Linked DNA regions of Homo sapiens: region 2 is linked to region 1. Evidence: chromatin contacts called from ENCODE Hi-C or POLR2A ChIA-PET data. All regions are on one chromosome and are shown on one strand. The core of a region is the stretch at or near the end of the contact, and the rest is flanking DNA. Distances in the headings are between cores, read along the strand shown. Region 1 has its middle 32 kb from the start of LINC01252. Region 2 overlaps ETV6 (ETS variant transcription factor 6).

Evidence for each region. Hi-C counts contacts between places; a loop is a spot of excess contacts on that map. ChIA-PET counts read pairs that join two places held with the same protein, here RNA polymerase II (POLR2A). Pooled maps may share reads with other maps.
Region 2: a map of GM12878 shows a loop between it and region 1 (2.3-fold over the local background). The contact joins two enhancer-like sites. A Hi-C loop is called at or near these places in 4 of 168 maps with a recorded cell type or tissue (GM12878 and endothelial cell of umbilical vein), 33 of 37 single-sample maps with no recorded cell type and 20 of 50 pooled maps. POLR2A ChIA-PET finds 5 or more read pairs at or near these places in 3 of 52 experiments (GM12878, Panc1 and activated naive CD4-positive, alpha-beta T cell).

What each region holds. Positions count from the first base shown.
Region 1 is chr12:11,578,485-11,582,554 of GRCh38, reverse strand. No RefSeq gene overlaps it. Among named protein-coding and RNA genes, the nearest start is that of LINC01252, 32 kb to the right of the region's middle. RefSeq lists an enhancer at 3,487-3,686. Within about 2 kb of position 2,019, at least 11 of the 41 ENCODE cell types and tissues checked have a DNase peak (open chromatin) inside an H3K27ac peak, as active enhancers do; they include GM12878, where a contact is called at or near this core.
Region 2 is chr12:11,760,456-11,764,525 of GRCh38, reverse strand. The region is part of intron 2 of ETV6 (ETS variant transcription factor 6); the gene reads right to left. Among named protein-coding and RNA genes, the nearest start is that of ETV6, 110 kb to the right of the region's middle. RefSeq lists enhancers at 1,030-1,239, 1,570-1,619, 2,120-2,239, 2,250-2,419. Within about 2 kb of position 1,710, at least 10 of the 41 ENCODE cell types and tissues checked have a DNase peak (open chromatin) inside an H3K27ac peak, as active enhancers do; they include GM12878, where a contact is called at or near this core.

The DNA.
Region 1 (4,070 bases), core at 770-3,269:
CTCCTATGCTCACGTGAGCCTCTCACTGCAGCCTCCCGAGTAGCTAGCTAAGACTACAGGCGCTCATCACCATGCCTGGCTAATTTTAAACATTTTCTTTTAGAGAGGGGGTTTTGCTGTGTTGCCCAGGCTGGTCATGAATCCTGGCCTCCAGCTATTCTCCTGCCTCGACCTCCCAAAGTGCTGGGATTGCAGGCATGAGCCATCGTGCTCAGCTAACATTAGCTTTCAGGGAAAGTTTGGCTACCCTTCGTTCTAATAGGTAGATTTGGAAGCTCTTATTCGGGTGTCCAATGTAGCCATTTTCTGTATCTGGTGAAGCAAAGGGTGAGGATTTTCTTCCTCTATCTCGAAAGTGATAGAAAGTCATCACTCTGACCCAATATAGCACAGTGCATGGGCAGAGTGATTTCTTATCATCTATTAGTTTATTTAGTCTTTCTTCTAACTTTTATTACCTTAAATTATTATTAAGTAGGATTCTAAAAAAGCGCAAGCCACTGCACAATAGCATATTTCAGAGATGGTCAATAAAAGAAAACAAATTTTTTTTAAATAATAATAAAACTTAAGCACAGTCTGCAAACAAGTCATTGGTTAAAAAAAATACAACTAATCAAAGAACGATAGTCTACTCATAAATGCCTTCCTTATAAACACCAACATTCAAAGACAAATAATTTCTTTTAAAACTGGAATTCTAGCTGTGGTGTTTCTAATCTTGAGTTTTTTTTTTTTAACCCTGAGATTTAATAAAAGTCTCCAAAAGCGATGAGAAAAATTTAATTCAGTAGAGAATAAGGATGTAGGTTGTCAAAAGGGTGAGTAGAGAAAATTAATCTAGTAGGATGCTTTATTAATATTACTAAAACTAATTAAAATGACAATAGTAATGATGGGATAAGAAGAGAATATGGCCATTTCAAATGATGACATTTTTCTAGTTTAGGTGAGTTGTCAAAATTCCTTCCTTCCTTCCTTCCTGCCTGCCAGCCTGCCTGCATTCAGTCAACACATATACCCAGCATGTGTCAGGCACTGTGGTAGGTGCTGGGATACAAATTCCTTCTTATGAGATATTCACTGATAGCTAAATAAAATCCCACCAAGGAAAGTTACAGCGCAAAGTCTCCAAGATGAACTTTCGTGTTGCCTTGCAGCCTTGTTTTACTTCAGTTGTCTAGTGCTGCCACCTGCTGGGCATTTTCTTTTTCTTTTCTTTTATAAAATTTTATATCCATAGTTTTTAGGGGTCTATATGGTTTTTGATTACAGGGGTAAGTTCTTTAGTGGTGATTTCTTAGACTTTGGTGCAATGCTTGGTATTTTCCTTCTCAGTGAGTTTAACTACAGGTGTGGACAGAGAACCCAGAATTTATTTTATTTTATTTTATTTTATTTTATTTTATTTTATTTTAGAGACGGTATCACTCTGCTGCCCAGGCTGGAGTGCAATAGCACGATCATAGCTCACTGCAGCCTCAAACTCCTGGGCTCAAGTCATCTTCCCACCTCAGTCTTCCTAGCAGCTGGGACTACAGGTGTGCACTACCTCGCCTGGCTAATTTTTTAATTTTTTTGTAGAGATGGGGTCTTGCCATGTTGCCCAGCCTGGTCTTGAACTCCTGACCTCAAGTGTCCCACATGCCTTGGCCTCAGAGTGCTGAGATTGCAGGTGTGAGCCACTGCACCTGGCCTAGAACCCAGAATTTCTTAGGAAAGGAAGGACGGTGAAGAGGGCATTTCCATGTCTGCATGCTGGACTATCCATTTTTCTTGATGAGTACACATTCTCTCTTCCTCTCCACCTAATTCCATGGTGGTACCAGCCCTAACTTCTCCAGAATTACAGGCTCCTCTCTTGCTGGGTGCTGACTCATCTGCCCAATATGCCTAGGGCAATTGCCTTACTTCTCTCTCTCCCACAGAGTTTTGCTACTGAGCTTGTTTGGAGAAAGTTTTGGCCTTCTTTGGCCTTCTTTGGCTTTCTTCCCATTCTTGTGGGAGTTGGAGATTCTTGCCAAGACACTGGAGGTGTGTGCCCAAGTTGCTTAACATGGGCAGGCAGAGGCCAAAAGCCCTCGCAGCAAGCACTTCCACACAATTTTGAATCTGTTCTCACTTCTGCATGTGGGGGCAGTGTTGTGGGTGTTGGGGGTTTACTACTTCCTCATGGGTGGTCTAGGATCAGGTCCTCTGGGCTTCTTCAAAATGCTGCACAAAGTTGCAGCATTGGGGATTAAGTATGAAGTAGGTCATTTGCTTTGCAGCATTACTTCCTGAAGTGAGTCAAATGCATTCTGAGATGGTTTAATCCCTAAAAAGGAGCTCAATGACACCAAGTTCACCACTTACTCAGTGTCACGCCTCATTCTGCTCTGCTTCAAGCTTTGGTTTCCCAAGAATTGCTAATGTTTTATCCAGAAAAGATTAATCAAGTGTACAATACTTGCTCGGACACAAAATCATAGACATCACCATGTCCCATTGCTTGTCATCACATGAAAAATTATTCTGGATTTAAGTTGATAAGAATAACTCTTGGAATATTGAATACACATTTTAAAAATGAAATGCTTAATTTTATGCTTTTTACCCTCACTCAAATCATGTAATGGAAAATGTACTAAAGTAGGCACACATATTTCTTTATATCTAGTAGGCCCCCGCCCCCAAAACTCTCCTCTTCAGAAACCCCAGCTTATCCTTCCTGACTTTGAAACTTCAAGGGCATATCCTGAGCTCAGGGATTGTGCACTGAACTGGGAGAAGAAGGGTGGAATGGCACAGTATTAAACAAATTAATTGCTGAATTTCTTCTGTGACCTTCTGTTTCTTGACTCATTTTCTTTCTTCCTTTAGCTTGACAAATCATGCCATCAACTCCTTCAGCTCTCTCTCCATTCTCAGGCTCTAATTCGTGTTCTCCTTTCCTCTCTTTCCTAGCTACAATTAGTAGCAGTTATGAACCGTCTTTCACACAGCCTGGAACCCTCCATATCTCTGCACTGTTCTTGGATGTAGCCCAGGGTGGTTAGCCTTATTTCTTTCCTTTATCCCATTTTTTAAGGATGAAGTGATTTCCCTGAAAAAGGTTACTATGGAAATTGGTATAGACCCCAGATACTCCCCACATGTGCTCCATCCAGTAGATTAATGCCTCTCACAATGAAGTTATGATGTCTCATGTGGTCTTGAGGATAAAAGAAGATCTTGAGAAAGGGGAATGGGGAAGCCTAGAGGTAGGGGATAATAAGAAATTAGGGGAAAGGCTGGGCGCGGTGGCTCATACCTGTAATGCCAGCACTTTTGGAGCCCGAGGTGAGCAGATCACTTGAGGTCAGGAGTTTGAGACCAGCTTGGCCAACATGGTGAAACTCAGTTTCTACTAAAAATACAAAAAGTAGCCGGGCGTGGTAGCACACGCCTGTAGTCCCAGCTACTCTGGAGGCTGAGGTGGGAGAATCGCTTGAACCTAGGAGGTGGAGGTTGCAGTGAGCTGAGATCAGCCACTGCATACTCCAGCCTGGGCTACAGAGTGAGACTCTTTCTCGAAAAAAAAAGAAAGAAAGAAAAAGAAATTAGGGTAAAGACAAGAAGATAAGAAGTTCTGGGCATGTGAATGTGCATGGTATGGGGAATAGAAAGAGATGTGGGGTGTGGTTTCGGGGTGGGGACAGAAGAGAATGAAGGAATAGAGAAATTTCCAGGTTAACGGGCATTAGTTGAGAAAAGGGGATCAACTCCCACAACCACAACTGAAAGTGGTCCTTGAAAATTAAGACTCAAAACCTAGCAAGATCAGATCTTAATTCTTGAGTTTATTCCACAATGTGGCTTATTTTAAGAAGCTCCCTTTTTCTTCTCATTTTACTCAATTTCATCACTTTAATCAGAGGTGCAGAGTTAAGAGATGAAAAGAGAGAAGTGAAAGTCTGATTATTCAAAATGAGATTCATTTTTATTTATTTTTTAGAGACAGGTTCTCGCTCTGTCACCCAGTCTGGAGTGCAGTGGTTCAATCATGGCTCACTGCAACCTCAACCTCCTGGGCTCAAGTCATCCTAGTC
Region 2 (4,070 bases), core at 461-2,960, 180 kb before region 1:
TTATACTCCCAAATTCACTACTCCTGTCAAAGAAATGCAGATGACTTGCACATTCTCAAATCGCCAGTGTACTAGAGGAGACCTGACCTTCTTTGGCCAAGACTGATGATGGCAATGTCTTGAGAGCAATGGCCACGCACAGTAAGTAGCAGACTGCTCATCCTGGCCTCAGAGCTCCAGGCTCACAATGTTTTGTCTAAATCAGGAGGCCTGGATTTTCCATCTAGTTTTCCATCTGTCTTATCCACAGAGAAGGCCAGCCCTAAGCAAATTATAGTGCTTATTTCCAACTCTACCCACTCCGTGCTGGCCACGGTCCTTCCACTTCAAAAAATTCAGGAGATCTGATAAGCTAATTTTCATTAAGATATTAGGGACTTGAGGTATTAATTATCTCTCTCCATAACTATCTCCTGCCATAATGATTTACTTTTAAAAGTGGAGCTATGTGGAAATAATGCCTGATCCAAAAGGAATGTCTCAACAATGGAATTTCAGGCACCCTGGTCATTCATCGTGGGAGATATTTATGTTCAAAGCACTCTAAATCATTGCAACTGGGTGACCACATTCCCTGCTTAAGTATAACATTCACCCCGTTCACAGTCAACTATAAGCCCTCTGTCCTGGGTCCAAAGTAATGCTATCTGAACAATAAAGGTTTAGAAGGCAGCCACTTTCTGAATCTCAATACTCCTTTAGCAAACAAAGAAGTACCAGACATGAGAGAGCTACACAGCGTCTGCACAGTGCCAATGCTACAATACCCAGTTGTATTTCAAGTTCTTTTCCCCGATCACTGGGGTGGCAGGAATCGTCACAGTAGTAGGAATAATCACAGAAGCTTTGTGAAGCAGGTATCTGGAATAACAGCTATAAGACGATCCCAACGAAAGCACGTGCGTGCACACACACTTGGATTCATCTGAAGCAAAAATTTTTCTCTAAGAATCAAAAGAAAAGCTTATTTTCTTTCATAAGGTCCAAAATCTATTTGATCAGAGACAAATTTCACATCTTTTTAGGTTTTTGTGGGTCTCTGAAGCTCCTCTCAGCACTTGGTCAGGGCATTCCAGTAGTTTCATTTATAACCCATGAGTCTCAAGTGAAGAAAACCTCTCTCAGGGAATTCCTACTTTTGTGTTCCTAAAAGACCTTTAATAAAACCCCAGATACCTGGATGAATATTTGAATCACGGCCAAATTTTAAGGTCAGCAAGAGCCCCCACGAAAAATGCTTGACAGAGTTGTAAATAGGGGAACGAGAACTGCGTCTGTTCAGAGAGGGGACTTTGTGAGGTGGCTTCACTACCACCTCATAGGAGAAGTGAAAGGAGTCAGTGTGGGAGCTGAGGAGTTCAAGAACAATGGCGTGAAGGAATCAGAATGAAAAAGGAAAGCATTTTCTCCCCGACTTTGTTCATATCTAGTGGGAAACCATGCCTAACAGAGATGAACCTTCCAACCCATCCGAATAACAGGTTTGGGAACCTGCACCACCTTAGGGTTCCTTCCTGAAGCAAGGCATGCGAGGAGGAGGAGGAAGGAGAAAGAGTCATTTTATGTCCTCAAGAGGGCTGGCACCAAATCACTTACTCATATTTGTTTCTCTACAAAGAGTTCCTGATGTTGGTGACTTAAGAGCTACTTAAGGAGAAAAAATAAAACCCCTCATCAGCTTTGGTCACGAATCACTGCTGCTTTGGGCGAGTCTTTTCTCCCTAATCTTACACCCCCTTTTCACAGCCCATGGCAATGAGTAGATGATTCCAGCAACTAGTTGAGGGCCTCTATTTAGAAATACTTTCCTTGGGTGTGAGTTTTCATGCCCAGGGGATGGTATAAGTGTCACAGATTCTCTCTGCTGGCTGAGGCGGATGGAAATGTACTTTCAAGCTCAGCATCAAAGCCTTCACTTTAGAAGCTGAAAGCCTTCATTCCCTTGCCAACTGTGCTTTTTTTCTCCCATAATTAATTAATGCAGTATTAATTGTGCATGTGCTACGGAGCCGGCTAAGGGAGGATAGTGTGGCCCATCCACGCAGATCAGCTGGCTCTGTAAAGCCTAAAACCCAGTGGATACCATCTCCAGAGGGAGAAAAACGCAGACTGAAATTTTTTACAGGTTACAGGAAAGGCAAACACGCCTTGAGTTGCAGAGGGGATTGCCGCTAATCACACAGTTGGGGTCAAGTAGATAGTTAGCAGAAGCCACACCTGTGCATGTTGCATGGGGCAAAGGGCCAAGCCACAGACAATTCTCAGGCCAGAAAGGGGGCTATGAGAACAGGGGAGCAGGCCTGTGATCTGGCTGTAAGGTCCTGGGAACCAGCATAAGGCAAGAGTGGCAGGGACAGTCTTTAGAAGCCCTGCAAGGCCTAGGAGCTGGCACCAGTTCTCATCCCACAAAAGCATTAACCCGATTTCAATCACAGGAACCATAGGGAAATGCTCAACAGAGCTGGGTGTTGGATTTCCCTATTTCCTTGCAGGAGGGCTTCCTCCCAAAACAATCACAGGTAAAACGAAGGACAATTTCCTGTGTCATGAAAGTACCACCATCTGCACTAAAATTTGATGTTGAGTCCTAAAAATCAAGTGAATGATCATGAAATCTGGCATTTACAGATAATGTTCCACTGCTGATACCCCTTGTGTTTCTCTTCTGGAATAAGAGAACAATGCGACGATTGAGTTGGGGAGAACTTAGGAATCATATACTCAGGCCATTTCACTTTGCAGATGTGGAAACCACAGTCCTGAGAGATGGAATGAACTGCTGGGATGACCCAAGTAATCAGCCACGTAGAACCAGAGCTCAAGGAACTGACCCCTACAAGAGCATGTTCTCTGCCCTCTTACCCTGTTGTAGCGTGTTCTGGCACACATGCCATGTGGGTAAACTAAGGCACCAAACGTCAGGCAATTTTTCTGAAGCGTGTTGGCTTAACACAAATTATCAGGAAGTTCAGTGTTTTAAGGTGTAAACTCAGTAACACAATCTTCATTCAATCACAGCATCTTTCTTACTGTTTAATAACCATCTGTGAGGTAGATCATCTCTTTAAAAAAGATGGAAAATAATAGACAAGGAACCTCTTTTTACTTCATTTAGTTTTGTTTCTAACACTCCAGAATTTACACACATACCTGAGACTATCTGGCAGATAACAGTGTGCATACAGGATTGGATATGGAAATTTATCTTCCTTCAAGTTCAAAAGATAATTTGGTTTATAGCTCTGATTTTATCCATCTGGGCCCTCTTGTCAGTAATTTATATTATGCTTAAAAATTGGAAAAAAAAATCAGCCTGTTAGCTTGGATATTCTCCTTCTAACCAATAGATAGAATGAAACAACTTTCATTTGCTCCTCAGACTTTTAAAGAGTAATAGGGTGAAGTGGAAAATAAAAGTCTGGGTTTTGGAATTAGATACGGATTCAAATTGGGGCTCCTCCACTTTCTCTGGGTGACCTCGGGCAAGTGGTTTACCTGAGCCTCAGGTATAATATCTACTGTGCAGAGTTTGTTATTATTCAGGATAATATATATGAAGCATATACATATACACACATATATACATATATACACACACACACATATACTTTTATATACACACACACACACACACACACACACACACATATATATAATAATAGTAGTGATCATTATTTCTTCTTCCACACAACAATGCCACAGAGATTCTCTAGAGTGGCTTTATGATCTTAAACACGGTTGACCTCAGAGTGGCTCCTAAGGAGAAACACAGGCTCCTGTGAGCTGGCAGGTAGGGTACAATGACCAAAAAACTAAAGCTCATTTGCAAAGATGAGCTACTTCTGGAAAACAAATGGGTAATAAAATCCTAACAATGATACTTCTCAATCAGAGCTCCATAAATTGCTGGATACCCCTATAATTTTTAAATGGTGCTATTCAACACCCTAAAACTTGTCCTAGGTGCTTTTAAAAAAGTATTGTTACATCTTCCCTTACAAACCTTCACCCTCCTCAGTGAACCATTTCAGTTAGTACCCCCACCCCAGAAGTAGAGAATTTAGCCTCAG